Linked DNA regions of Homo sapiens: region 2 is linked to region 1. Evidence: read pairs that join two places in POLR2A ChIA-PET (ENCODE). Cell type or tissue: OCI-LY7. All regions are shown on one strand. Links, peaks and the distances in the headings refer to the core of each region. The heading gives the core; the rest is flanking DNA.

Region 1 (13,711 bases), core at 8,256-13,255:
TCCCCGCCCATGCCTAAGAATCTGCTGCCCTTTCAAGATTCCGATACCCTTGGAAAAGAAACTGCTGGGTGCTCAAGAAAGGAGATTCAGGCTGGTGATCTCAGGAACAACCAGAAAAGCTCTTTGCCTCCTAGAATGAAACAGCTCAGCAACAGTTGAGATGTGTGGAATAAAAAGGTCAGAATCAGGCCGGGCGCAGTGGCTCACGCCTGTAATCCCAGCACTTTGGGAGGCCAAGGCGGGAGGATCACCTGAGGTCGGGAGTTCGAGACCAGCCTGACCAACATGGAGAAACCCCTCTCTACTAAAACCACAAAATTAGCCAGGCGTGGTGCTGCACGCCTGTAATCCCAGCTACTAGGGAGGCTGAGGCAGGAGAATTGCTTGAACCTGGGAGGTGGAGGTTGCAGTGAGCCGAGATTGCGCCATTGCACTCCAGCCTGGGCAACGAGAGGGAAACTCCATCTCAAAAAAAAAAAAAAAAAAGGTCAGTATCAATAAGAAAGCTGGCAACTCTTGAATTATGAAATGAGAGGCAGTCAAGCAACAAAGATGTAGGATCCTGGCCATGTGGCTTGGGGCAAGAAAAGTAGTCCACTTGCATCTCCATTGTCTTCCTGCCAGAATACATCCTAAATGAGGACATTTATTCATTCAACCAGTATTCCCTGAGGAATGAAGGCAAATAGGTACTACTTACCTATTTGAGGTTGGTAGGTCCTATACTAAGCCCTAGAGATACAGCTATTTATAAGACCTAATCCTCATTTTGGAAGAGTGCCTAGTCTGATAATGAGACAGAGGTATTCTCCAGCTGTAACACTAAGGTATAAGGAATAATAGGGAAGAGGAGGCCAGCCACCAGTTGCTGTGGGAACTCTTGAGTAAAGGAGCACATCCAACTCACCAGTGGTGGTGGGGGCAATATTAGGAAAGGTTTCTAGTTGGACACTATTCTTGAAAGATGAGGGGTTGCTAGCCCGTGGAAGAGAAGAAAAGATATTGCAAGAAGAGAGGCAATATATGCAGAGCCATAGCTTTGGTCAGGATGGAGCAGAGGGTAAAAGTGAAGATATAACCAATGTAGGCTGGGCAGGTGGGAGAGGCCCTCCCAGTTCTGGTGGAGATACTGCAAGGTGAATTATGACAGGGTTTTAAACAGGTATGAGAACAATCACAGGCAGCAGAGGGGGAACAGTTTGGTGGAACTGACACTGGAAATAGGCAGATTAGCTCGGAGGTCCAGGGAGACCATTGTGTTTCAGAAGCAACCTTAATCATGGAAGATCATTTGGAATACCTGAAGATAGAAAGTATCTGTACCTGTGACGGGGACAGAAGGATTTGGCCTGTGTCAAGGGTATAGCCCAAAGAGAAGTTGTGAAGCAGCTCTCTCTGAATCCCCCTCTCCCAATGTGTGCTGCTGGGACATCCTGCGGCTGCCTGAGTCCAGCTGCCTCCAGCTAGAGAACCAGCAGGCAGTGGGAGGCATAGAGGCAGAGACCAGGCTCCAGGAAACACTGGAAGATTCTAGGAGTGAGAGAAGCTCCTAGAGATGCCTCAGCATGACTCCCCAAGAAAATGGAACAGAAGTAGCTGCTTCATTCAGTAACCAGCAGGTGATCCTTTAGCCAAAGTTGGGTTTTGAAAAGGCCTACTTCCCCATCCTCCCTCTCCACAAGCCCTCCAAGTCCTCAGTCCCCTCCCTTCCACCTCCTCAAAGCCTAGTTCACCCGAGCATCTTCTCTCCCTCCTGCATGGCAACTTCTCCTCCTCCCAGTTTTCCTCCTTGACCCTGTTAAAATTCATGTCTCACGTTAATTGGTTGCTTACCACGTCTCTGCCCTGTGCTGAGTGCTTCACATACATTTTCATATAATCATTGCAATAACCATATGAAACAGGGGCTACTTGTCCCACCGTTTTAGACAAGGAAACTGAGACTTAGGAAAGTTAAGTAAGTTAACTTGCCCAAAGTCACACAGCTATTGAGTGTTGGGGCTATGATTTGAACTTAAGCAGTGTGTGTATGGAGCCCAGTCTTAGAACCCCTAACCTGCTTCCCAAGTTGTCCTTAGGTCACTGTTGCCCTCACCTGTGTTTGAAAGATTCAGAAAGGACAGTCTACATGTGCTGCCTTTTCTGCTTTATTTTTCATTCCTTTAACACTGTTGGTCTGGCTTCTATTCTAATCAGGGACTTCCTAGTTTCCAAGTAGAGTAGCCTATTCTTCTCCACCTTCCTGCAACACTCAATGAGGTGGATGAGCACATTCTTTGAGGTCCTTTGCATTTGGATCCAATGACCATTAATTCTCCTGGCTTTTTTCTTACCTGTCCAAATACCATTTCTCTCTCCCTCTCTTCTTTCAGCACAATTTAATGGATCCCCAAGATTATATCATCACACTTGTCTTCTCTCTATATGCCCCCATCTTGGTAGCCTTGTTTTTATCTTGAGACGGAGTCTCACTCTGTTGCCCAGGCTGGAGTGCAGTGGTGTGATCTCAGCTCACTGCAACCTCACCTCCCAGGTTCAAGTAATTCTCCTGCCTCAGCCTCCCGAGTAGCTGGGATTACAGGTGCCCACCACCACACCTGGCTAATTTTTATATTTTTAGTAGAGACGAGATTTTACCATGTTGGCCAGGCTGGTCTCAAACTCCTGACCTCAAATGATCTGCCCACCTTGGCTTCCCAAAGTGCTGAGATTACAGGCGTGAGCCACCGTGCCTGGCCAGGTAGCTTCTTAAATGAATGTCTCCAGCCTTGACTCCTTTTTAGAACCATAGAAATATTTACCCATATGCCTATTTCATGTGTCCACTTGATGACCCCCACAGCCCTTTGGTCCTGGGTTCAGCTTTTCTCCTGAAACTGCCCTTCGCTTCTATGGTCTCTGCTTAGTGAATAGCTCTATTCCTCCCAGTCACTCAGGCTCAGAACCTTGAAGCCTCTTGAGTTAACCCTTGATCCTGTCCTCCACATCCCATTGGTGGCTACTACCTGTATGGAATCTGCCCAAGACTTTCCTTTGTAATTGTCCCTCCTTCCCCAGGTTATCATTGCATCCTGACCCTTCTTTGGCTTCCCTGCATCACACACACACACACACACACACACACACACACACACACACACACAATCAACTATAAGCCAGGTACTAAGCTAGTATTAGGAATTCAGCCGTGAACTAGAAAGACAAGGCCCCTGCTCTCAAGGAGCTCAGGTCTGGTGGGTGAGACAGAGAAGGGAACAAGTAATTGTCACTTACTGTGATGAGTGCCTCGAGGATAAAGTACAGTGTGTTTGCGGTAGGAGCCCTTTAGAAGAACTGCCATCCAGAATTACAGAGTCAGGCACGGATTTCCAGTGGAAATGGCACTTAAACTTAGGTCTCAAAATGGAAACAGAAGTCAGCCAGGTAAAGGTTGGGGAGAATAAAGAAGGCAAGTGAGGGAGACAAGCACTCAAGGCCAAGAGAACAGATGGGCAAAAATTTGGAAACTGGAAAGAGCAGGGTTTATGTGGGGAACTGCTGGTAATTCAGTATGGCTAAGGGGTAGAGGGTGAAGAGGAGTAGTGAGAGATGAAGCTGGAGAGGTAAGCAAGGCCCAGTTCATGCAGGGTCTCTAAGGCATTTGCAGTTTATCTTCATAGCACTGGGAAGTCACTGAGAGTTGCTATGAGCAATGGAGGAACATAATATGTGTTTTAGAAAATATTACCTACAGGCCAGGCATGGTGGCTCATGCCTGTAATCCTAGCACCTTGGGAGGCTGAGGTGGGCAGATTGCCTGAGCTCAGGAGTGTGAAACCAGCCTGGGCAACTTGGCGAAATCCCGTCTCTACTAAAAATACACACACACACACACACACACACACACACACACACACATAAATTAGCTGGGTGTGGTGGCACACACCTATAATTGCTTAAACCTGGGAGGCAGAGGTTGCAGTGAGCTGAGATTGCACCATTGCACTCCAGCCTGGGCAACAGAGCAAGACGCTGTCAAAAAAAAAAAAAAAAGAAAGAAAATGGATTTAAAGTATTCAAGACTTGAGGCTTGGCTGGGCATGGTGGCTCACACCTGTAATCTCAATGCTTTGGGAGACCAAGGTGGAAGGATTGCTTGAGCCCAGGAGTTCAAGACCAGACAAGGCAAGATAGCAAGACCTCATCTCTCCCCGCAAAAATGTTTTTCAAATTAGTCAGGCATGGGAGTATGCACATGTAGTCCCTAGCTAGGCAGGAGACTGAAGTGCGGGGATTACCTGAGCCCAGGAGTTTGAAGTTACAGTGAGCTGTAATCATGCCACTGCACTCTACGGAGTGACAGAGTGAGACCGTGTCTCTAAAACAGAACAAAACACTACACAAAGCTTGTTAGAATACAGTTAAGAGGTTATTGTCATCATTGAGGCAAAAATGATGATGATGGCCCTGATCAGCAAAAAAGCCATGAGGATGGAGAGAAGTGTATGTGTTTCGGGGATATTCATGACATAGGGTTGATGTATTAGTGACTGATTATATATACAAAGGAAAGGGAGTGGGGGAGTCAAGGATGAGGATGGCAGTGCATTCACAAAGACAGGGAACACTTGGGATCTGTTTTAAGGAAAGATGATGAGTTCATTCTGTACATGTTGAGTTTGAAGTGTCTGTGGGTTAGCTGAGTCAAGATGTCTAATAGGCAGCTGAATACGTGAGTTTGGAGCTCAGGAGAGGGACTGCAGGTTATTAGTATCATGGTAGTACCTGGAGTTAATTACACTAGATGACATCATTTGGGAGGGCCTGGAAGGACAGCCTTATTTTAGGAATGGACCTGAGTTAAGAATGAAATAGAAGGTGAGGAAGTGGAGATAGCAAGTTTGAACAAGTCATTCAAGAGATTTAGCTACAAACAGTAGGCAGAATATAATGCAGCAACTAAAGTAGCCTGCGTTAAGAGAGGGTTTTTGTTTCTTTGTTTATGATGGACATGACACACTCATGTCTAATAGGAGGGTCTGCAATTTCCAGTTCAGGGCCTTTTGGCTCATGCCAGCACCCTTGACAAAGTACTAGCACAGTTGATATGCCAGGAACTCTGGGTCAGATAAAGAGTGAGGTCCGTTCGGAGGAGACACCCCTCTTTGCCTCTAAGAGGTGACAAGCTGCTTCCAACCTCACCTCTAAGATTCTGGTACCTTTCCCACAGGAACTCACTTGAGGATTGACTCACAGAACTAGTTTTTCAGGATGGCTCATGCAGGCCCCTGAGGATATTCTCCTCCCAAAGGACAGAGTCCAGGCCTACAGGGTCTGTCCCTACCTTTCCAGGATCAGCTATGGGTGCCTGGAAAGGGGCCTGGCAGAACAGACACCAGCTCTGGTGGTGGAACTAGAGAAAGACACTCAGAGCCCAGGAAGATGGAAGTTCCTCATCAGATTCTGCAGTCAAGTTCCACTGACATTCCCTGATGCCTATTTGGTGCCAGGCCCGGCTAGTAGTTCTGTGATGAACTCAACATGGCTTCCACCTGGAGGTAGAGAAAATAGACAATTACAATACAGAGTTCTGGGACCTTGTGAGAGAGCCCTCAGGGCTGGAAAGCCAGGAAGACTCTTCCTTGGGAGCCCAGCCTTAAGGGTTTGATGGGAGAAAGATAATGCTAAAAACTCTAAATTCTCCCACTGACCCAGAACTTAGCTTTCCTTCTATTTTTGGAAAACATAACCTAATAATTTAAACAATCTATTTAAAACTTTTTTTTTTTCTTCTGTGGACTTTTCCCTTCATGGTGAGCATTTGGGTTCAAAGGGGGAGACAGAACTTAGGGAAAATATTTGCACAAGTCCTTACAGAATGTTCAAACCTAGCCTTCGAACCCCCAAATTAAAAGCAGGTGAGGCCCCCACTGCTGGATGTTGGATAGCCCCTGGGCTCAATCCTCAGACCTTTTTCCTTTGTCCTCTTGATTCACTATCTTATTCACTCCTGTGGCTTTAAATACCAACTATATACTGAGAAGTTCTAAGTTCATACCTAAAATCAGGGCCTTGCCCCCAGGTGTCAAACTTATGTATCCAGCTGCCTACCTAATATTCCTATTTGGACTTCCAACAGGCTTCTTAAACATAATGTGTCCCAAATCAACCCTCTATCTTTCCTCTCAAGCCTGTTCCTCCTTTGGTCTTCCCCAATCATAGTTAATGGCTCAGGTCATCCTTGACTATTTTTTTTTTTTTTTTGAGACAGAGTCTCACTCTGTTGCCCAGGCTGGAGCGCAGTGGCAACATCTCGGCTCACTGCAACCTCCGCCTCCCAGGTTCAAGCAATTCTTCTGTCTCAGCCTCCTGAGTAGCTGGGACTACAGTTGCACACCACCATGCCCAGCTAATTTTTGTATTTTTAGTAGAGACAGGGTTTCACCATATTGGTCAGGCTTGTCTCGAACTCCTGACCTGTCGATCTGCCCACCTCAGCCTCCCAAGGTGCTGGGATTACAGGCGTGAGCCACCACGCCCCGCATCCTTGACTCTGTTTTGCCTGCCTACTCCCCCTTATCCAATTTGTCAACAAATCCTGTTGACTTCACCTTCAAATATCCTGATGTTAACCATTTCTCACCATGCCCTTTGCTTTCACTTTAGCCCAAATTGCCATCATCTCCACCTGGTTTAATGTGGGAGTCTCCTAACTGGTGTCCTCTGCTCTATGTTTGTCATCTCATGGTATATAGTCAGAACAAGTGATCCTTTAAAACAGAGTGGTCCTATTTAAGACTTGAGATCCTGGCCAGGCATGGTGGCTCACGCCTGTAATCTCAGCACGTTCAGAGGCCAAGGTAGGAGGATGACTTAGAGCCAGGAGTTCAAGATCATCCTGGGCAACAGTGAGATACTATTTCAACGAACATTTTTAAAAATTTAGCTGGGCCTGGTGGCACATGCTTCTAGTCCCAGTTATTCAGGAGGCTGAGGCAGAAGGATCTCAAGCCCAGTAGTTTGAGGCTGCAGTGAGCTATGATCATACCACTGCACTCCAGCCTGGGTGACAGAGGAGACCTTGTCAGTTAAAAAAAAAGAAAAGAAAAGAAAAGAAAAGAAAAAGGGCTGGGCACAGTGGCTCACACCTGTAATCCCAGCACTTTGGGAGGCTGAGGTGGGCAGGTCACCTGAGGTCAGGAATTCGAGACCAGCCTGGCCAACATGGTGAAACCCCATCTCCACTAAATACACAAAAAATTTAGCCAGGCGTGGTGGCGGGCGCCTGTAGTCCCAGCTATTTGGGAGGCTGAGGCAGGGTGAATTGCTTAAACCTAGGAGGCTGAGGCTGCAGTGAGCAGAGATTGCACCACTGCACTCCAGCCTGGGCCACAGAGTGAGACTCCATCTCAAGAAAAAAAAAAAAAAGAAAGAAAGAAAGAAGAAGGTCGGGTGCGGTGGCTCATGCCTGTAATCCCAGCACTTTGGGAGGCTGAGGCGGGTGGATCACCTGAGGTCAGGAGTTCGAGACCAGCCTGACCAACATGGTGAAACCCCGTCTCTACTAAAAATACAAAATTAGCCAGGCATGGTGGCACATGTCTGTAATCTCAGCTACTTGGGAGGCTGAGGGAGGAGAATTGCTTAAACTCAGGAGGCAGAGGTTGCAGTGAGTCAAGATTGCACCATTGCACTCCAGCCTGGTCAATAGAGTGAGACTCTTTCCTGAAACAAAACAAAACAAAACAAAACAAAACAAAACAAAACAAAACAAAACGTAAGATCCTGTCACTCTTCTGCGCAAAACTCTCCAGTGGCTCCCATCTCATTCAGGGTAAAGTCAAAGACTTACAATGGCCCCAAGGCTCTGCCACACCTGCTCCCCTCCAAGGCCTCCCTTGACCTCATCTGCTGGTGCTGTACACCTTGGTCACCTCTTTCCAGCCACTCTGGGCTCTGTAAAAGCCTATCACACACCACTCATTCTCCAGCATTAGCCCTTTCATTTGTGGATCTTTCTACCTCGAACGTCCTTCCTCCAGATATCTCCATGGCCTAGTGCCTCTCTTCTTTCAGATCCTTGCTAAACTAAGACAGGCCCTGACTACTCTATTTAAAATTACAACCCCCTTCCCTCAGTTCTTCCCTCTTTCCATCCCTGCTTTATTTGTCTCCAATGCACTTGTCACCATTTGGCCTACGGAATATTTTACTTATTGTTTTCCCCGTGTAGTATGTAATCTTGATGACAGCAGCAATTCTTATCAGTTTATTTATTTATTTATTATTTTTGAGACAAAAATAATATTATTTTGTCACCCAGGCTGGAGTACAGCAGTACAACCATGACTCACTGCAGCCTTGACCTCCTAGACTCAAACAATCTTCCCACTTCAGCCTGCTGAGCAGCTGGGGCTACAGGTGTGCACCAACATGCTCAGCTAATTGTTTATATTTTGTAGACACAGAGTCTTCCTATGTCGCCCAGATTGGTCTCGAACTCCTGAGCTTAAAGGTGTTCTGCTTTGATATCCCAAAGTGCTAGGATTACAGGCATGAGCCACCGTGCCCGGCTTTCTCAGTTTATTTAGTGCCACATTTCTACCATCCACAGAAGTGCCTGACACACATAAGATACTCAATTAACATTTGTTGAATAAATGAATTATGGGCTGCAACGGGCTCCTAATATGTGTCAAGCAGAGGCCTGGAATGTACCAGAAAACTCCTTATAGTGAATAACATGGTTCCCATTTTTTTTTTTTTGAGATGGAGTTTCGTTCTTGTTGCCCAGGCTGGAGTGCAATGGCACAATCTTGGCTCACTGTGACCTCTGCTTCCTGGGTTCAAGTGATTCTCCTGCCCCAGCCTCCCGAGCAGCTGAGATCACAGGTGCGAGCCAACACGCCCAGCTAATTTTTTTGTGTTTTTAGTAGAGATGGGATTTCTCCATGTTGGCCAGGCTGTTCTGGAACTCCTGACCTCAGGTGATCCACACTCCTCGGCCTCCCAAAGTGCTGGGATTACAGGTGTGAGCCACCGCACCCGGCCATGATTCCCACTTTGCAGATAAGAAGATTGAGGCTTAAGGCTGAGTGTGGTAGCTCACGCCTATAATCCTAGCACTTTAGGAGGCCAAGGCGGGTGGATCACCTGAGATCAGGAGTTTGAGACCAGCCTGGCCAACATGGCGACACCTCGTCTCTATTAAAAATATAAAAATTAGCTGGACGTGGTGGTTCACACCTGTAATCCCAGCTATTTGGGAGGCTGAGGCAGGAGAATGGCTTGAACCTGGGAGGTGGAGGTTGCAGTGAGCCCAGATCACACCATTCACTCCAGCCTAGGCTAAAGAGCAAAACTCTGTCTCAAATGATAAATAAATAAATAAATAAATAAATAAATAAAAAGAAGACAGGCTTGGGGAAGTATGAGTGCCCTTTTCCTCTGTTCCTATAGCAACTTGCGCATGGCCCCAGTCTCAGCACCTATCATACTGCACTCTCATTATCCATTTCCTCAACTAGATGTAAGATTTTATTTTATTTTATTTTATTTTTGAGATGGAGTCTTGCTCTGTCGCCCAGGCTGGAGTGCAGTGGTGCGATCTCGGCTCACTGCAAGCTCCGCCTCCTGGGTTCATGCCATTCTCCTGCCTCAGCCTCCTGAGTAGCTGGGACCACAGGCACCCACCACCACGCCTGGCTAATTTTTTTAATATTTTTTTTATTTTTTAGTAGAGATGGGGTTTCAGCGTGTTAGCCAGGATGGTCTCGATCTCCTGACCTCATGATCTGCCCGCCTTGGCCTCCCAAAGTGCTGGGATTACAGGCGTGAGCCATGGCACCCAGCTAGATGTAAGATTTTTAAGTTCAGGGACTATTCTATCTTTTATTTATTGTTGCATCTCCAACACCTGGCAGAAAGGTGGGCACATAATAGGTGCTTAAGAAATATTTGTTGCATGAATACATGAATGAAATGGGCAAGTCAGGGTACAAACTCACAAATTTCAAAAAGAAAAGTCTCTGCCCACCCCACCCCCCTCTGCCCTAGAGTGTTCCTGAAACAGCCACAGAGCCAACAGTTAAGTCCCTCCCCCTGGCAGAGTGCCTTCTTGCAAATCCTCACCCACAGAATCAGAAGTATTTTAGATGGGGAGAAGTATACACTGGCTGACAGTTCTTTCCCATCACACCAGGCAAACGGAAATCATTTCTCCAGTCAATCCCTGCCAGTCTTCTAGAGTCAAGGTCTCTCTTATGCCTTGCCTCCTGATCTGCAGTCTGCCTCCCTAGTTTCCCCAATCCTCAGCTGCTGGGTCGGGCTCCCTGCCCATCCATCCACTCACCCAGCCTTCAGCCAACAGCCTCTGTGAGCCTGCTCTGGGCCATGTGATAGCTGAACTAACCCCCATTCCATTCCCACTGTGAGCTGACTTGGTTCTTTAAGTCTTCATTCCAACAAACTCTTTTTTTTGCCTCTTCTGTTTATACTTTCCGCCACCCCTGATCCCAAGTCTTAGGTCCATGGAGATGGCTCATTCCAACCATGGATGATTGTGGGCCTCTTGTCTCATCTGCTTCTTTCTCTTGGCTCTTAATTTCTCTAGATCAGTCATTTTTAAACTATTGTGTGTGTGTGTCTGTGTGTGTGTGTGTGTGTGTGTGTGTGTGTGTGTGAGATAGACTCCTTTGAGAAGCTGATGTGGGCTATGGTATCTCTTCCTCTAATAAATATTAATACCTATGCACTTAAAAACAGCATTTTGCATATAAGTTCTGGTGCACCTAGATCAAGATCTCTCCTTGCCTTCTCCCCTTCCCTCTAGATTTCTGGTTGTTTTTGGTTCCCAAATCAGTCCACCTGGTCTCCTTTCAGAAGCAGAAGCTTCTTCCTACGGTATTATCAATACTGTTATTATTAACAGCAACAGCAAGATTTGTACATTTTTCATGCATCAACTGATTTCAACCTCTCAATAACCCCAAGAGAAAGGAACTATTATTGTCCCATTTTTACAGATGAGAGAGCTGCTTGGTTACATGTTTTGCCAAAATCACATAATTCTAAGTCCAGGGTTTCTTCCTCCGCACGATGGATGGTGTGTTGCCTATTATTAACCACTGTGGTTTTTTTTTAACCTTTCCCATCTCCACCACCCAAAACCTACCTTCCCCACCCCTACCCTCACCCTATGGTGTATTGCCTATGATTCTTAACTGCTGTTTTCTTTGACCTCCTCCACTTCTACCACCTAAAAACCTTCTTCCTCACCACCACCCCCACTTCTCTGAAGCTCCCTCTTTCTCCCCCATCCACTCTTCAGCTGACCACAGGTGGCTTCTTTGTAGTTGCTTGAGCATATGTGAGCCATGAAAGGGTTTCGTTTCCCCTTCTGTTCTCAGCCCAGCTGTGCCAGCCTCTGTGATCCTTGTGAGCTTTAAATGAGGCACTCCAGACCCTTCTTACGCAGGCCATGGCATTTCTGGAACTGCCACACCTAAAATCCAGGTATGAGGAAGGAAGGAGACAACTATTTGAACACCTACATTGTACCAGGCCCCGTGCTTGACATAGAGACACTGAGCCCAACCTTTAAAGGCCTCAGCTTCCAGGTCCTTCCAGGCATCTTACTGATGGGCACCTGGAGGCTCTGAGATGATTGGTCTGATTCCATCTGCAGTCTGTCTGTCTGTCTGTGGGTGGTTAGGGGCCTCTCGGTAGCATGGCTAACCCTTTTTTTATTATTATTATTATTTTTGAGAAGGAGTCTAGCTTTGTTGCCAGGCTGGAGTGTAGTGGCACGATCTTGGTTCACTGCAACCTCTGCCTCTCTGGTTCAAGCGATTCTCCTGCCTCAGTCTCCTGAGTAGCTGGGACTACAGGCGTGTGCCACCATGCCTGGCTAATTTTTGTATTTTTAGTAGAGACAGGGTTTCACCATGTTGGCCAGGATGGTCTCAATCTCTTGACCTTGTGATCTGCTCACCTCAGCCTCCCAAAGTGCTGGGATTACAGGTGTAATCCCAGCCCATACCCAGCCTTAAAACCTTTTATCAAAGTGTGATATAGGCCAGGTGCAGTGGCTCATGCCTGTAATCCAACACTTTGGGAGGCTGAGGTGGGCAGATATGGGAGTTTGAGACCAGCCTGGCCAACATGGTGAGACCCCATGTCTACTAAAAATACAAAAGAGTTAGCCAGGTATGGTGGCACATGCCTGTAATCCTAGCTACTAGAGTGGCTGAGGCAGGAGAATCACTCAACCTGGGTGGCAGAGGTTGCAATGAGCTGAGATGGTGGCCACTGCACTCCAGCCTGGGCAACAGAGTGAGACTGTCTAAAAAAAAAAAATCATCTGAACTGAACCAAGAATCTGTAGCCTCAAAAGGGATTTGGCTATAAACCAATCTTCCACTGAAGGCTCCAGAATCCCAAAGTGTGCTCTTAATAAATGGTCCAGAGCATGTCTGATCAGTTCCTCTGATGCTCAAGTTCTCTGCCCATTGTTGCTTTTTTTCTTACCTTTTTTAAGTTCTGGAAAAAAAAATTAGAGACTCTGGTTAGGAGCCCCCTACCCCACAAAGAACTCTAGCCTTCATCACTCCTTGATTATGAGTGACAGAGAAATCATCATCTCACAAGGCCACATATTGCATTTTTTAGACAGATCTGGCAACTTAGATTTAAATTTTTAAAAACACGCATGTGTGCGCACACATACACACACAATAAAAAAAAATCCTTGTTTGAGCTGAAATATGCTGCAATTTTTGCTCACTAATTCTAGTCCTGCCCTATATGGCCTCCCATAATTAGTTTAGTCAATTCAGTAATCGAGTCTCAGGTGCTGAGGCACTTGAGGCAGACTTCCTCAACTCTACATTCTTCCTGTGGGGATCCTGGGATCTACTGAGTCAGGCATGTGGCTGTATCAACATTTGCCAAAGAACATTCCACTGGACACTAATCCCCCGAAAGGCCTTATGAAAACAGAACCCTGAGCTCAGATAAGTTGGGGAAATGCTATATCGCTCTTCTGGTCTTTATCACATCTCATTCCCCAGAAATCTTTATGAAAACAGAGCTCTGAGCTCAAGTAAGCTGGGGAGATGTTACATGTTCTCTGGTCTGTATCACATCTCACACTAGCACAGAGAAGACTCTTGAGGTCCTAAAGAATTAAAAACCCTGTTTCACTCTGTCAGTGACCGGTCTGACTTAGAATCCTTTTTTCCAAAGAGGAAAATTTCTATGAATTTTTCTCAGAATGAATGTCCTCCAGTACAGGACATAGGCCAGTTAGCTGTAAGCATCCTCTAAAACTACACTGTCTAATCTGATAGCCGCTAGCACCCAGGACTACTGAGCACTTGAAATGTGGCTAGTTCAAACTCAGATGTGCTGTGAGTGTGAAATATACACTGGATTTCAGATTCTTAGTACAAAAATAAAATGAAATATGCATACTTTTTATATTGATATATGTTGAAATATTGGGTTAAAATTTGTTATTAAAATTAATTTCATCTATTTACTGTTACTTTTTAAAATGTGGCTACTAGAGACCAGGCACAATGGCTCACACCTGTAATCTCAGCATTTGGGGAGGCTGAGGCAGGTGGATCCCCTGAGCTCAGGTGTTTGAGACTAGCTTGGGCAACATGACGAAATGCTATCTATATCAAAACTACAAAAAATTAGCTGGGTGTGGTGATGTGCACCTGTG
Region 2 (15,156 bases), core at 3,684-8,683, 130 kb after region 1:
TCCTTGGTCTCTCTGGTGCACAGAGGGGCCAGCAATGGAGGAGCCAGCCTGTCCTCAAGGTGTGCAGTGTTTTGAGTGTGAGCCGGGCTCTGATGCTTGTACAGGAATGTGGTTACTGAACCCCGAGGTCCTTGCCAGAACTCCTAGGCCAATAAGGACCAGAGGGGAAGGTCAGTGAGGACAATCGTGTTGGGACTCCAAACCTCAGCAGGGTTCAGAGAGCTGGGGAGGAGGGGGAGCAGTGTGGGATGCTTTGCAAGAAGGTGCTACACCCTAGCCATGGGCAGGCACCTGGACGATGGCAGATGAGGCAGCACAGGGCTTACAGTAGTGTTCCTGGGCAGGAACCACTTGCCTGGTTTACCATCCTGGGCTGTGGTGTGCTCCAGTTGTCCCTGAGCCAGGCTCTCTCCAGGGAGAGGAAGCCAATTCAGATCCTATGAGTTAAATCCCCTCTTCAGAGGTCATTTGGGAGAAAATCCAAACTTGAACTGTCTTTCTTGGGGACTGTGCTGTTGGAGAACTTCAGGGCAAAGAATTTTCTGGATACCAAGTTCATACCCAGCACTTGGGCTGTGGTGCCAAAGTGGGAAAACAAGAGGAGGATGTTGTGTGTATGTGTGTGTGTGTCTATATAGGGGAGGGGGTTGGAAGGTGACAGCACATGCAAAGGCCCTAGAGCTTCCAGTCTTTGAAGAACTAAAAGACAGCTTGTGAGGTGAGAGTGAGTGAGTGGCAAATGGCCTTAGATGGAAGTGCAGATGGAGACCAGATCCTTCAGGGCTCCAGCACCGTGATGAATAGAGGGGTTGAGTGGATGCATTATTTTAGTAGGACAAGGCTTCTGAGTTTGTTACAAGATCTCAGTGTTAGCATAAAACAGTAGGTGTGTTGGATAATGAGTAGAGGCATTATGGGAAGAGCTGTGTCAGAACTGCAGAGGGATGGGATGTCAAGAATGGCTGGTCCTGCTGGGGGGTCGGGGGAGCACAGAGGCAGCTCGGTCTCTCGGAGCTGCCCCTGCCGTTTCCCTTCCACCTGGTCCCTCTGGCCTGTCATGATTGCCTTGGAGGCACTGAACAGGGAGCCTGCTAGGGGGTCCTGCATTTGTGTCCTACACAGGGGACATTAAGTGAACAGAGTCCCTCTTGGTTTTTCATGTCATTAATTGGTGATCTTCAGACTCTGAAATAGCATTTTCCCTCTTCCATCCCGTATTTCATTATCCTCAGTTCAATACACATCAGTGCTGCACGAAGCAAGTGGCTTGGATATATTAGGAATTATTTAAATGACATGGGGATGTATGAGTAGTTAAAAACACTCATTTTTTAACTTAATTCTGCTCTAATTATCTATCAAATTATGTTACAATTATTCCCAAATATAAACTTGCTGAGAACCTCAAAAGGGGAGGTTCTAGGAGCATCAGGAGAAAAGTGAAACAGGATACAGCAGGGATGTGGTCCTAGTCCCTAAAGATGTTCTGAAATCCAGGTGTGCATGTGTGTGTGTTATCAACTCCATCGCCATGTTGTGTCCATTATAGGTGTTACTGGCTCAGGCCTTGGCAGGCATGGGTGAGCAGAAAGAAGTCTTGTCCAGCCTCTGTGTCAAGTCATATCCTAAGACTCTATCATTCCCCATCTGTGTGATCTAAGAGAAGCCTTGTAACCTCTCTGAGCCTCAATTTCCTCCTCTGTAAAGTGAGGGTGATAACAGCAGTTGCCTCCTGTGGTGCCTGGCACATAGGGATCTCTTGGAGAGTGGGTTGAGCCATCATTGTCACTGCTGTTGCTGACCATTTGGGTCTGTCACCACCATCAGATTCTCTAAGGGATGGAGACCTCTGAGGCTGCCCTCCCCATCTGGGGCTTGCTTCCTCTGCTTAGCTGTTCAGGCTGAGCTGGGCCTGGGGTGGCCGTGGCTCAGGGATCGGCTGTAGCAAGCAAGGCTCCAGCTTCAGGCCTTGCCTCCAAGACTTGACCAATGCTTACAGAGCACTCATGTGGTGCAACACCTCTTATATGATGTTCACCCAACCCTGGGGGAGGAGATGAGCCTGCCCAAAATGTTTCAGCCAAAAAGTGGCAAAGCAGGATTTATATCTCAGTCTGCTTTGGGGCTCACATGCTCCAGGAGGTGAGAAGTAGCCACTTGGTTCTCAGGCTGGTGAAAACTCAGGTTTTCTCCTAGTTGTTTTCATTTATTTGTTTTGTGCTATTAGCCAGCCTCCTCTGTAGCTCTTGGGAAAGGTCCTGATTAATCTTTATTAATAACTTATTAATACTTATTAATCATCATGAGGCTAATGATGTTGCAGGGCTCTGAGGGGCTATTGCATTCCTTTTCTCATGTGCCTGCTGTCCATACCACTCACATTCCAAGCCTGGGGATAGGAGATTGGGAGTGTTTCTGTCCGAGGAACACTTTTTCCTCCTGTCTGGTTATTAGGTAGGTAAGGTTGCCCAGGACTGTCAAGGCATCTTCAGACAAGACCCTACTATGTTCCGGGGTCTTGTTATGGGTTGAATTATACCCCTTGAAAGATATTGAAGTCCTGCCCCAGAGTACCTGTGAATGTGACCTTATTTGGAAATAAAGATTTTGCAGATAATCAAGTTAAAATTATTATCATTAGTCATTAGGGTGGCCTAGTCCAGTATGGCTGGTGTCTTTATAAAAGGGAAAATTTGGACACAGAGACAAAGACACAGGGAGAACACCATGTGACGTTGAAGTCAGAGATCAGAGTGATGCATCTACAAGCCAAGGAATGCCAAAAATTGCCAGCAAACCACCAGAAGCCAGGGGAGAGGCACAGAATAGATTCCCCCTCACTGCACTCCAGGTGTCAACCCTGCCAGCACCTGGTTCACAAACTTCTAGCCTCCAGAACTGTGAGACAGTAAGTTTCTGTTTCTTAGCCACTCAATTGGTGGTACTTTTTTACAGTAGCCCTAGTAAAGAGATACAGAACTCAGTGGTGGGATGGAAGCAGGGCAGAGGAGTGGAGAGGTAGTGGGTGAGGACCAGGAACCTGGCCCCACCAAATGCCCAAGGGTGGTTGGTGGCAGGCCTGGTCTGGGCCAAGCCAGAAGCCATCTTTGTCCAAGGGTGAATGAGGTCTTGTCACAGACAGAGATGACATGCCGTCACAGGGATGAGTTATCTTTGGCTCTGGGCCAGGAATCCAGCCGGGAACTGAAGGGAAGGGAAGCAGGCTGCAGTCTTGGGGGAAGGAACTGGTAAGACCTGGTTATTATGGTGGGCTTCAGAGCAGAGATGTCTGAGGCTCACCAGTGACCATCTCTTCTGCTTATATTCCACTAGCAAAAACTAGTCATATGGACCTACTCAGATTCAGGGGCCTCTGGGAATGTTGTCTAGCTTTGTTTCAAGTGCCCCTTCTGTCTGACTAGTTCTTGCTGATGGAATGTAAGGAGAAGAGATTGGTGCTGCCTCTGAGCAGAGGTAGTTAAGAGGGAATGTGCCCTTTCCACACTTTGTCTCCTTTCCTGTCTAATTGGCTGAGTGGATGGGACTCAGAGAACACAGCCTTGACATAAAGGGGACTTGGAGGCTGGGCATGGTGGCTCACGCCTGTAATCCCAGCATTGTGGGAGGCTGAGGCAGGAGGATGTCTTAAGCCCAGGAGTTCAAGACCAGCCTGGACAACATGGCGAAACCCCATCTCTACAAAAATGCAAAAATTAGCAGGGCTTGGTGGCATGTGCCTGTAGTCCCAGCTACTTGGGAGGCTGAGGTGGGAGGACTGCTTGAGCCCAGGAGGCAGAGGTTGCAGTAAACTCCATGCCACTGCACTCCAGCCTGGGCAACAGAGCCAGACCCTCCCTGTCTCACATACACACGCACAAAAAAAAAAAAAAAAAAAAAAGAAAAGAAAAAAAGAGGGACTTGGGGCCAGGATCCTGGAGTCCTTGCTTGGGGATAACTTCCTGGAGAGCTGCTCAGTCAGCTATACCCTTGGGAGTCTTTTGTTGAGGGAGAAATAAATGTCATTTTGCAAAGCCACTGATATTCTGTGGTTATCACGGCAGTTTAGAGAGGAAGGATGGGGGAAAGCTGGGTTGCGCTCTAGGCCTTGACACTTCCTGCCTTTGTAGTGTTAGGCAAACATGGCAACCCCAGAAAACTCAGCTGCCTCAGTTTTAAGGCATGCAGGGTCTTTGTGAGGACCATATAAGCCACGTGGAGGGGTCTAGACCAAGCATAGTGCTTGGAAGAAAGGGCGTGTGTGCTAATGATTTATGTCTCTTTTCTTTCTGAGAGTCTTGCTCCCCAACACCAGAGGTGAGACCACCTGGAGTGACCGTCTCTTGACTAAATAAAAAACCTCTTTCCAAGAAGATCTATCCTCCAAGAACCACCTGGATTCCCCAAGAGATTCTGGGGTCCCCAAACCTGACCTTGGAGCCTCTTTGATTTGCAAGATTGCTTATTTCCATTTTAAAGGAAGCATTTCTAATTAAGGTAAACCAAAACCCATGTGCTATTTTTGGATGCAACTTCCTTTTAGTTTTTGTAAGACAATTTGAGCTAATTATATGTAAAAATCATTCCTGGGAAAATTATATAATTGATGCAATTTACAAAACAGACTTTTGCTATTATTTGCACTGCTGCTTTGCTGTGAAATTAGTGAGGAGCATGAACGCTGGACCTGGGTCAGTGAATTCCAAGAGAAGGGGGCCTAGTTGTTCCAGATCTAGGGTGTGGCTCTCCAGGTGATGCACCAGGTTCTCACTGTAGAGATCCATCCTCTCCAGAGGGAGCCTAGGCCATGACAGCTGACACCAGCCAGGCCCTACTCACTGTCATTGCAGTGTCAGGAAGATTCACACACACAAGGCTTTCTAGAACTCTCAGCTCTGATGTGATTCACTAGTATCCAGGTATGAGGAAAGCCTCTTGGGGGGTGCTTTGGGGGAAAGTGAGGGAGTTCTTCAGTTTACGGAGGCCTCTGTCCTGGGTGTTATTTTATTTTTTATTTTTTTTTGAGACAGAGTCTTGCTCTGTTGCCCAGGCTGGAGTGCAGTGGCTCAATCTTGGATCACTGCAACTCTACCTCCTGAGTTCAAGTGATTCTTCTGCCTCAGCCTCCAGAATAGCTGGGATTACAGGCACCCACCACCAGGCCCCGCTAATTTTTGTGAGATGGGGTTTCACCATGTTGGCCAGGTTGGTCTCGAACTCCTGACCTCTAGTGATCCACTTGCCTCAGTCTCCCAAAGTGCTGAGATTACAGGCATGAGCCACCATGCCTGTAATTAAAACACCCTAGGTGGTGTTTTAATTAGTGATGTGGATCAGGGCTCTAGCATAGGTTAATCACACTGGTAGATGACATGATACTGGAAGGGATAGTAAACACGTTGGAAGACAGGATTAGGATCTGACCATCTCTTGACAGGCTGAAGCTATGTTAAAACCTACCAGGAGGAAATCTAACAGTTGCATCTAGAAAATCACCCACTAGGTATACAGTGGGGGAAGATGAGACTCAGCAGCAGTGTATCAGTCAGGGTCCAATCAGGAGACAGAAACCACACCAGGTATCTTAACAGGAAGAATTTTGTGTAAAGACCATTTGTCATCAGAAAGCTGAAAAGGCAAAACGTTTGCACATTGAGATATTATGAGAGAGCAACTGCAGGAAGCAGCCATTGAGGGCTGAGGGAACAAAGGGAAGAGGTTGGTATTATTAAAAGTTAGAAACTGGGAGGAAGAGCCTCAAGGAGCTGGGACTCAGACCTCTGAGGAGGAAATGCCAGCTGGCAAGTGCTGGTGTCTTTTGGGGGACGTGATGAGACTGGTTCTGCAAGGGTTGAAAAACTGAAAACTGAAGTCAGTTTCAGTTGCTGGAACTAAATGCTGCTGCCAGGGTAAAGTAGCACGTTGAGACAAAGCTACCTGGAACAGGAGCTAAACCATGAACAGAGAGGAAGCATGAAGGAGCATGCCTCTTCCTCTTTCAGCCTTCCAGTCTCCCTCTAGTGCCCCTGTTGGCTAAGCCTGACATGAAGCCTTCTGGCCAAGAAAAAATGTGGTTTACAGAGTCTCAGTTCTAGCATCAGAAAGCAGAGCTTGGAAGGGTAGGTTTGAAGCTGGTAGACAGTAGCTTAATAATTGACATAATATGAGTCAGTAATAATGTAATATAGCTATAGGATGTATCATTAGAAGTATAGAGCCTAGTTTGAGGGAGGTGATAGTTACTTTTTACCTTGAACTGGTCAGATGTCTTGTATTCAGGTGTATGTACTAGAATTTAAACAGGATCCAGGTTTCCTAGAGCTCACCTAGAGAAGATAACTTAACCTCGGGAGGAGATTCAGAACCACAGCAATATTAGCAACACATGATCAGAGGAACTAGAGTAGACAGAAGAAGCGAATGTTGTCTTCAAACTACTGAGGCTGCAGGTGAGAGACAGCGCTGACTTGGTCTGGATAGTTCCAGGTAATAACAATAGGGGGTGGCTCCAGAAAGGCAAGTTCCAGCTTGGGAAAAAGAAAACTTTGTTTTCCTTCAAAAAGAAAAATAAAACACTGCTTTCTTCTGATTGTAGAAGCAATGCCTGCTTATTGTAGAGAACTTGGAACATCCAGGTTACTGAGATGTCAGCTAAGGTGTAGAGAGAGAGACATTACCTTTCAGAGTTCCAGGTGAAATGAGCTAGACTGCTCCGTTCTGTAAGGGGAGGGTATTCAGTGTACTTGCCAGGAATTCTGTGCATTTCCTGGTGGTTTATGTTCTCCAAGCTTTCCCCTCTTCCTAGGGTCCCCCCTGCCAATATTACCCTGAGACAAAGCTTGGCCTGGCATCAGTTTTCCCCATGGTCCAGGCCTCAGGGATTCAGCTTCTAGCCCATGTGCTCATCAAAGCGTTTCTCCAACTTAGTTTCTTTCCTAAGAGGAATGTTGGCACCATGTCTTAAGATAATTACATTTTTTCCACCTTATTGCATAGAGAAAAGTTTAAAGAAGCAAATAAAAATCATTTGTAATTATACCTCCCAAAGATGACCACAGTTAACATTTTGGCCTTTTAAAAAATGCACAACTATATTCATTTTAAAGGTAATTGGGATCATAGTGAATATACAATTTTGTATCTTGCTTTTTTCCTCCCCACTTAACACATGAGCATTTTCTGATATTTTAAAAATATCTTTTTATCATGGTGGCTTAATATTCAGCTCTTTGTCTGTACCATAACTTGTTATGGGATATTTTGCTTATAACTGATTCTTTTTGTTTTTTTTTTGCTTTCATGACCAGTTTTCTCATTTGTATCTATGTACATAAATCTTTGTGCACATTTTTAAAAAATTTCTGCATATTTTTTCACATTTTATTGTGAAATTAACATTTTATTTTATTTTTTTTAAATTTCAGTAGGTTTGGGGGGAACTCGTGGTGTTTGGTTACATGAATAAGTTCTTTAGTGGTGATTTCTGAGATTTTGGTGCACCCATCACCTGAGCAGTGTACATTGTACCCAATGTGTAGTCTTTTATTGCTTACCTCCCCTGACCCTTTCCCCCAAGTCCCCAAAGTTTCATTCTTATGCCTTTTCATCCTCATAGCTTAGCTCCCACTTATGAGTGAGAACATGTGATGTTTGGGTTTCCATTCCTGAGTTACTTCACTTAGAATAATAGTCTACAATTCCATCCAGGTTGCTGCAAATGCCATTATTTCACGCCATTTTATGGCTGAGTAGCATTCCATGGTGTGTGTGTGTGTGTGTGTGTGTGTGTGTGTGTATACACACACACATATACACCACATCTCTTTTTTTCTTTTTTTTTATTATTATACTTTAAATTCTAGGGTACATGTGCACAATGTGCATGCTTGTTACATATGTATACATGTGCCATGTTGGTGTGCTGCACCCATTAACTTGTCATTTACATTAGGTATATCTCCTAGTGCTATCCCTCCCTGCTCCCACTACCCCACAACAGGCTCTGGTGTGTGATGTTCCTCTTCCTGTGTCCAGGTGTTCTCATTGTTCAATTCCCACCTATGAGTGAGAACATGCGTTTTTTGGTTTTCTGTCCTTGTGATAGTTTGCTGAGAATGATGGTTTCCAGCTTCATCCATGTCCCTACAAAGGACATGAATTCATCCTTTTTTATGGCTGCATAGTATTCCATGGTATACACCACATTTCTTTATCCACTCATGAATTGATGGGCATTTAGGCTGGTTCCATATTTTTAAAATTGCAAATTATGTGCAGATCTTTGATAATTTCTTGAGGATAGAATCTCAAAGAAGGATGGCTGGCTCAACTGACATATTCAAAATATCTTTTATTACAGGAAAGCTCTGGCTATACATAGGAGAGAATAGTATAATGGGCCCTCCTACCCCATCATGGATCACCCAGCTTCAACAATTACTAACATTCTGACAATCATGTTTTATCCATCTCCTCCCCAGTTTGTTGGAATATTTTAAAACAAGTCCCAGATGTTGTATCATTTCTCCTGCAAAAGTTGTTTTACTTCTCCATAGGTAAAATAACTTATTAAAAACATAACCAGAATGTTATTAACATACCTACACAAATGAACAATAATTCCTGAATATTATCTAATGTCAGGCCATGTTCAATTTTCTCCAATTATCTCAAAAAATGTCTCTTTAGAGCCAGCTTGTTTGGATCAGCATCCAAATGAAAGTCCACGTTTTTCATTTGGTTGATGCAACTTGCAAGTCTCTCTTAATCTATACCATTTCTCCCTCCTTTTGAAACCATGCTCTTTGTATATTAAAGAGTCTAGTAGAAAGAATTTTACAGTCCTTGATACATGTTAGAAAGCTGATTTCCAGGAGGGTTGTAACAATTTGCGCCTCTTCCAGCAATGTGAGGGAGTGCACATCTTGTCATCCCCAGCACTGAATATCATTGCAATTAAGAAAAAATCAATTTGATAGGTGAATGATGGCATCTTATTGCTGTTTTGACTTGCATTTCTGTGATTATATGCATGATTGAACATTTTTTTCACATGTATATTGGCTGTTTGTATTTCTTCTTTTGTGAATTATCTGCTTTGACCTTTGCCCCTTTTAAGAAGTGGTATTGATTATCATGCTCAAGTTTATAAGAGAGAAATTTTAAATTTTTATGTAGTCACATTCATTATCTTTTCTTTCGTGAGTTCTTCGAGTGTTTTAATGCTTAGAGAATCCTTTTTCTACTCTCAAATGTCATTCATATACATTTTCTTTTTCTAGTTTTTTTGCTACATTTTTACTGAGTTTCTAAATCTCTGTGGGATTCCGTATGGTTAAACCATTGGTTCTAGTATCACAGATTGAATAATTCTTCATTTATTCACTAGTTTGTGATATAGCTTTATTATGTGCTAATTACATATATGTATATTTACATATAAGATATATATACACACACACACACACATTGGTCTGTTCAAGAAGAACTTGTGCAGTCACTCATTTCCCAGGGGGCCTCCTTGAGCAGTAATGAGTGCACCATTGTGGGAGGTGTGCAAACAGGGACTAGTCAGACACCAGATCAGGCTGGGGTCTTCTGCCCTTGGCATTCTGGGGGTTTCTGGTTTCTCTGCCCTGGCAGGCCCCTGCACCTCCTGTCACCTTCTCCTGCCTCCAGGATGGACGTGCAGATTTCTGTTTCTGTCAGTGCTGATGGTAGGGATATGGAGCCTGGACTTCACCAGAAAGGCCTGGCCTGAGGGACCCAAGAGCCCTTTTGGCCAGGCTGCCTGCTCACACTGTGGACTCACGTGGTGACTGAGATCCAGGCTCAGCTCTAAGGAGAAGTGGAGATATCCTTTGCCCTCATACCATTTCCCCTAGTTTTTTTTTTTTTTTTTTTAATTGAGAGAATAAAGAGTCATGCTATGTCACCCAGGCTGCTGGAGTGCAGTAGCTTGATCATAGCTCAGTGCTGCCTCTGCCTCTACCTCCTAGGCTCAAGAAATCCTCTCACCTTGGCCTCCCAATTAACTGGGACTACAGCTACTCTACTCCTGGCCAATTAATTTTTTTTTTTTTTTTTTTTTGTAGAGATTGGGTCTTGCTTTATTGCTCAGGCTGGTCTCAAACTCCTGGCCTCAAGTGATTCTCCTGCCTCAGCTTCCCAAAGCTCCCGGGATTACAGGCATGAGCCACTGTGCCCTCAATTTATAACTTCAATTAATTCTTTTATTTGCTCCTCCCTCCCCCGGACCCACTGGACCATAAGCCCCAGGGACAGAAGCCTTGCATTCCTCCTTCCAGCACCTGGCCGCACCTAAGAGTTAAAGAATATATGAACGGCCCCTTGGTACTGGCGGGTGAGGGCTCTGGTGACCTCACAATCTGAATAAAAACCAGAGACTGTTGTCTGACCAGAACAAATGCTCTTTGGGGAACAAAGGGACAGAATACCTGAAATTAAGGGCCATCGCAGAAAATCCAGAACAGCTGGTGGCCACAGGAAAGGCCAAACCTCCTGAGTCTCAGGTCTGTGTGGAGCCATGAAAGTCACTCGTTTTGACTCTGAGCTGACATCTGACCTCTAGAGTCAATTATTCCTCCTCTCCATGAACATATTCCCGACAAAATGGGGTCAGGAGACATTTGCATCCAAACTACCAAGCTCTTTAAATGTTGGGGCCTGGAGGCCTGATGGGTTTATTAGATTATCATTGCGGAAGTTAATAAAGAATTAATTTCTCTTCATATGACATCCAAAGGCAGTTATTTCAGGAGCCTGTCCATTTACACAAAGCTGAGTATTTGTCAAGTGTCAGAGGCAATTCCCAGGTCCCAGCCCCCCCTCAATAATTCTGGATTAGGGACAGCCTGAAATGACATTACACAAATTTTCTTTCAAGATGCATGGAGCTCTGGGGACCACTCAGGAATTTCAGGTTCCTGAAGGTTATACTGTCAGCAAAAGGGCTGGGGGGTGGGGGTGGCTGGAGCAACTGCAGCTTCCCAGCTGGGCCAGCTCTGGACCGGGGCGGGGGAAGCTCAGGGAGGGAGGGGGAGGGAGCCACTGAAAGCCATTAGTCTGTGGGGGCCCATTTGCCTCCTGAAAACAACTCACTGCCATTTGTATCGCAAACCTCGTGACCAGCTTGATGGTTTTTTCTTGTTCTTTGCTCAGGCCCAGGGAGGGGCCATGGGATGACCAGAACTGCAGGACTGGCCCACGTTACCTTGTAGCAATATATTAGGGAAGGTCAAGGCACCATAAATACCTGTCTTAGAGTTAAGTGCTAGGAAGTGGAGCCACTGCAGGGACAGACACTACTAGACCCTAAAAGCAAGTCATTGAACAGCCAGGCATCCCCGAGAGCCAGGGAGAAGTCCCTGGGGCTGGGCTGGTGGGATGGGGGCCTTAGTCTGGTCCAAGGTGGGCTCCCTGGAATGGCATCAGGAGGGTGGTGTGGAGCAGCTCAGCCCTGTTGCCAGAGCTCCAGGCATGGGCATTTGGCCACCTCCTAGACATCACTCCATGAGTGTTCCGCAGTCCCCTCAGACTCTGCACATCCCAAGCTGAACTCTGCATCTCCCAATCATCTCCTCCATGTACCTGATGCTCCAGCCAGGTGGAGCTCCTTCTTCTTCCTCTAAGTGAATCAGGCCCCTACAGACTTTTGTGCTATTCTCTTTCGTAGAATGGCTCTACTTTCTTTCCACGTCTGTTCTTTTTTTTGAGACTGAGTCTCACTCTGTCACCTAGCTCTGTCACCCAGGCTGGAGTGCAGTGGCAAGATCTCGGTTCACTGCAACTTCCACCTCCCAGGTTCAAGTGATTCTCCTGCCTCAGCCTCCTGAGTAGCTGGGATTGCTGGTGCCTGCCACCAAACCCAGCTAATTTTTGTATTTTTAGTAGAGACGGGATTTCACCATGTTGCCCAGTCTGGTCTTGAACTCCTGACCTCAAGTGATCTGCCTGCCTCGGCCTCCCAAAGTGCTGGGATTACAGGCTCCATGTTTGTTCTTTAAGATCTAGCTCAGATGTTACTTCCTCTGTGAAGGCCTCTCTGACTATCCCAGGAAGAGTCAGAGTCTCTTGCCAGGGCCATAGTTATCTGGGTAGCTCCTTTGTGCAAATTAGGAAAGACCTCCTCCCCAAGCCTGGGTGGACACATCTTTTAGCAAATGAAAAATGCCTGTATGTACATCGGAAAAAGATGCTCCTTGTCTCAGAAACACAGTCCTCATAAGGGCTCACGGCTTGGCAAGTGGAGTGTGGGCCAAATTTCAGCCGCGTTCATCTCCTCAGCTGGCAAATTTTTGGCAGTGTGCTACCTGGATAATTATACGTGGCAGCCCTGTTGCTTTCCCTGAGATCCTACAGTTCCCTGTGCTTAATGGTGTGACTGTGAATACTAGTTTCCTATTGTTGCTGTAATAAATGACCACAGACTACAGTTCTGGAGTCACATATTTGAAGTGTGCCTCACTAGGCTAAAATCAAGGTGTTGGCAGGGATGCCTTCCTTCTGGAGGATCTAGGGGAAAATTTGTTTCCTTGTCTTTTCCTGCTTCTAGAGCCACTTGCATTCCTTGGCTCATGGCCCCTCCTCCATCTTCAAAGTCAGCAGTATAGCAGCTTCATCTCTCTGACTCGGACAACTGCTGATTCCATCACATCTCCTTCTCTGACTCTGATTCTCCTGTCTCCCTCTCACTTACAAGGACCTTGCGATTACATTGGGCCAACTCAGATAATCCAGGATAATCCCCCATCTCAAGTTCCTTAATTTAATCACGCCTGTAGAGTGCCTTTTGCTATAAAAAGTAATATATTCACAGGCTCTGGGCATGAGGACATGGACATCTTTGGGGGCCATTATCCTGCCTACCCTGCTGAGAGATCTCATTGTATCAAAATTGTTTCCTTCAGTAACTGTAAAATCCCTGCAAGCAGGATCACTGTTCTATGCAGTGCCGTCTTCACGGCCCAGCACATAGGCACAAGTCTGGCATAGAAAAAGGGTTCAGAGAATGTTTGTTGATTGAATGCATGAGGGCATGGGCACATAGGACCTCCTCTGGGAAACAGAGGCAGTAGGAGACACTTGCCTACAGCTTTCATGGTTTACACCAGTGGTTCTCAATTGGAGGCAATTTTGCTCCCTAGGGGTCAGACACTTGGTAATGACTGGAGACATTTTTTGTTCCAAGGGGGGCTGCTTAACACCCTACAATGCATGTGGGCATTGCCGGGCGCGGTGGCTCACGCCTGTAATCCCAGCAACTTTGGGAGGCCGAGGCGGGCGGATCACGAGGTCAGGATCGAGACCATCCTGGCTAACATGGTGAAACTCCGTCTCCACTAAAAAATACAACAAAAAAAAAAATATTAGCCGGGCATGGTGGCGGGCACCTGTAGTCCCAGCTACTCGGGTGGCTGAGGCAGGAGAATGGCGTGAACCTGGGAGGCGGAGCTTGCAGTGAGCTGAGATCGTGCCACTGCACTCCAGCCTGGGGGACAGAGCGAGACTCCGTCTCAAAAACAAACAAACAAACAACAACAACAACAACAACAAAAATAAAACAAAAAAGATTACAATGCATGTGGGCATTAAAGACTCATGCAGCACAAAATGTCTACAATGCAAAGGTTGGGAAATGCTGCTGATTTGGACCAGGACCGTGTTGCTGGAAAACCCAGGAGGCAGCTGTGTGCTGGGACTGGCAATAATATTTCAATGTGTCACATTCCTTATACCCCAGCAGGTTGAGTTTGTCCAGCTCCAATCTTCAGATGGGAAAACAGACTTCTGGAGGTACATCCACTTGCCCAGGTGTTACAGCTGGTTCTTGATGGGGTCAGATTTTGAAATTGGTTCTCCCTGCCCCGTACAGTGGGCAGACAGAAGGACATGAGGAAAGGTGGGGCCTCCCTCCAAGCATGCTGGGCAGGCCTGGCTTTCTTCCCCTCTCTCTGGTCACTCCTCTGCTTTCCTGATCATATTGCCCTTCCTGAACCCATCTTCTCTGCACTACAGTTGTCCCCAGATTCTGTACAATTTCACCCCTCTTTTTGCTCTCCCTCAGTGACCTCAGTTGCCTTCTTTGTGGGACAGCTCTTGAACCTTGGTTTCGCCCAAACTTCTCTCCTGATCTCTGGCCCCACGTTTTGTACTTTCTTGTGGAGCTACCTGCTCTCCGCATCAGCACAGCCCAAGTCTGATCATGCCACAACCTCTCAAAAACCTTCATGGCACCCTGTAACCACCACCTAAGTCCAGCATTCAAGGCCATGCACAGTTGAGTCTTGCTCTGGCCAAACCAAATACTCACTCCAAACCCACTTAGCATTTCCTCCCTCTCTTGTCTTTGCTCAAGCTGTTCCCTCCATCCTGAACACAATCTCTCTCATTCCATGTCTTTGTTTTCCTGGTACTGTCAGGAGTTCCGTGGACTTGCATCAAGCCCGTGGCTCAATTTGTGGTTTTGGTAGAAAGAAGTAGGAGGTTGACTAAATAATTAATTATTTTGTTTATTTACCTAGCTCACGTTTACAAAACACCATGATGTGACAGGCACAGGGTGGATTTGGGGCATATGGAGGTGGATGAGAAAGTTGTCTCAGTTCTTGTAAAGCTTACAGTCTCTAGGGGAGACAGATACAGAACAGCTAATTCTGTAATCCATTGTTTAGTTTCATTTGAGGTGGGGATGTTGAGGAGTTGTTTGGGCTTGGAGGAGTCAGGTCAGCAAAGCTTCCATGAGGAGGTGACATTTGGGTCCAAGACCTACTGGTCATTATCTGAATGTGTATTCTGTGCTGGAGTCCCAGGGCTGAACTGAGATGCCGCTGGAGCTGCAAGAGCCTGGAAGGCTGAAGGATGAGCTGCTGCTGAGAGGATGGCTCATCCAGGGTGAGTGTCAATCAGGGAGACCTCTGCCAGGCCCGTGGGCTCTGCAGAAAGATTACCTCCAGCGGTGGTTCCTGGGCAGGTTGCTCAGATGCCATGAATCTGGCTTCTAGGAAAGACCTCAGGCTGGGTAGGGGTTGGGGCCAGATAACCAAGGGGCCAGATAGCCAGGAGAGGAGGAGCTGTGGGTGGGGGTCAGCTGCACTGCAGAACAGCCCAGGGAAGCTGAGGATGCTTACACTATTGTGA

Evidence for each region. ChIA-PET counts read pairs that join two places held together with the same protein. Peaks named below come from ENCODE experiments on the same cell type or tissue, not always from the same donor. Only the 100,000 strongest peaks of a DNase experiment are listed, where the experiment ranks them.
Region 2: POLR2A ChIA-PET joins it to region 1 with 8 read pairs; 1 of 35 experiments calls an interaction of 5 or more read pairs at or near these places.

The regions. Positions count from the first base shown.
Region 1 is chr20:41,009,410-41,023,120 of GRCh38, reverse strand. The region is part of intron 2 of LOC100128988 (a long non-coding RNA gene); the gene reads right to left. Among named protein-coding and RNA genes, the nearest start is that of TOP1, 13 kb to the left of the region's middle. RefSeq lists enhancers at 11,230-11,279, 11,420-11,579. In OCI-LY7, for the core only: no CTCF peak of the experiment used is centred there; DNase peaks (open chromatin) are centred at 8,390, 10,090, 10,375 and 11,340; H3K4me3 peaks cover 2,109 bases; H3K27ac peaks cover 5,000 bases.
Region 2 is chr20:40,871,320-40,886,475 of GRCh38, reverse strand. No RefSeq gene overlaps it. Among named protein-coding and RNA genes, the nearest start is that of TOP1, 150 kb to the left of the region's middle. RefSeq lists a silencer at 12,836-13,039. In OCI-LY7, for the core only: CTCF peaks have their summits at 5,845 and 6,054; DNase peaks (open chromatin) are centred at 4,105, 5,555 and 6,005.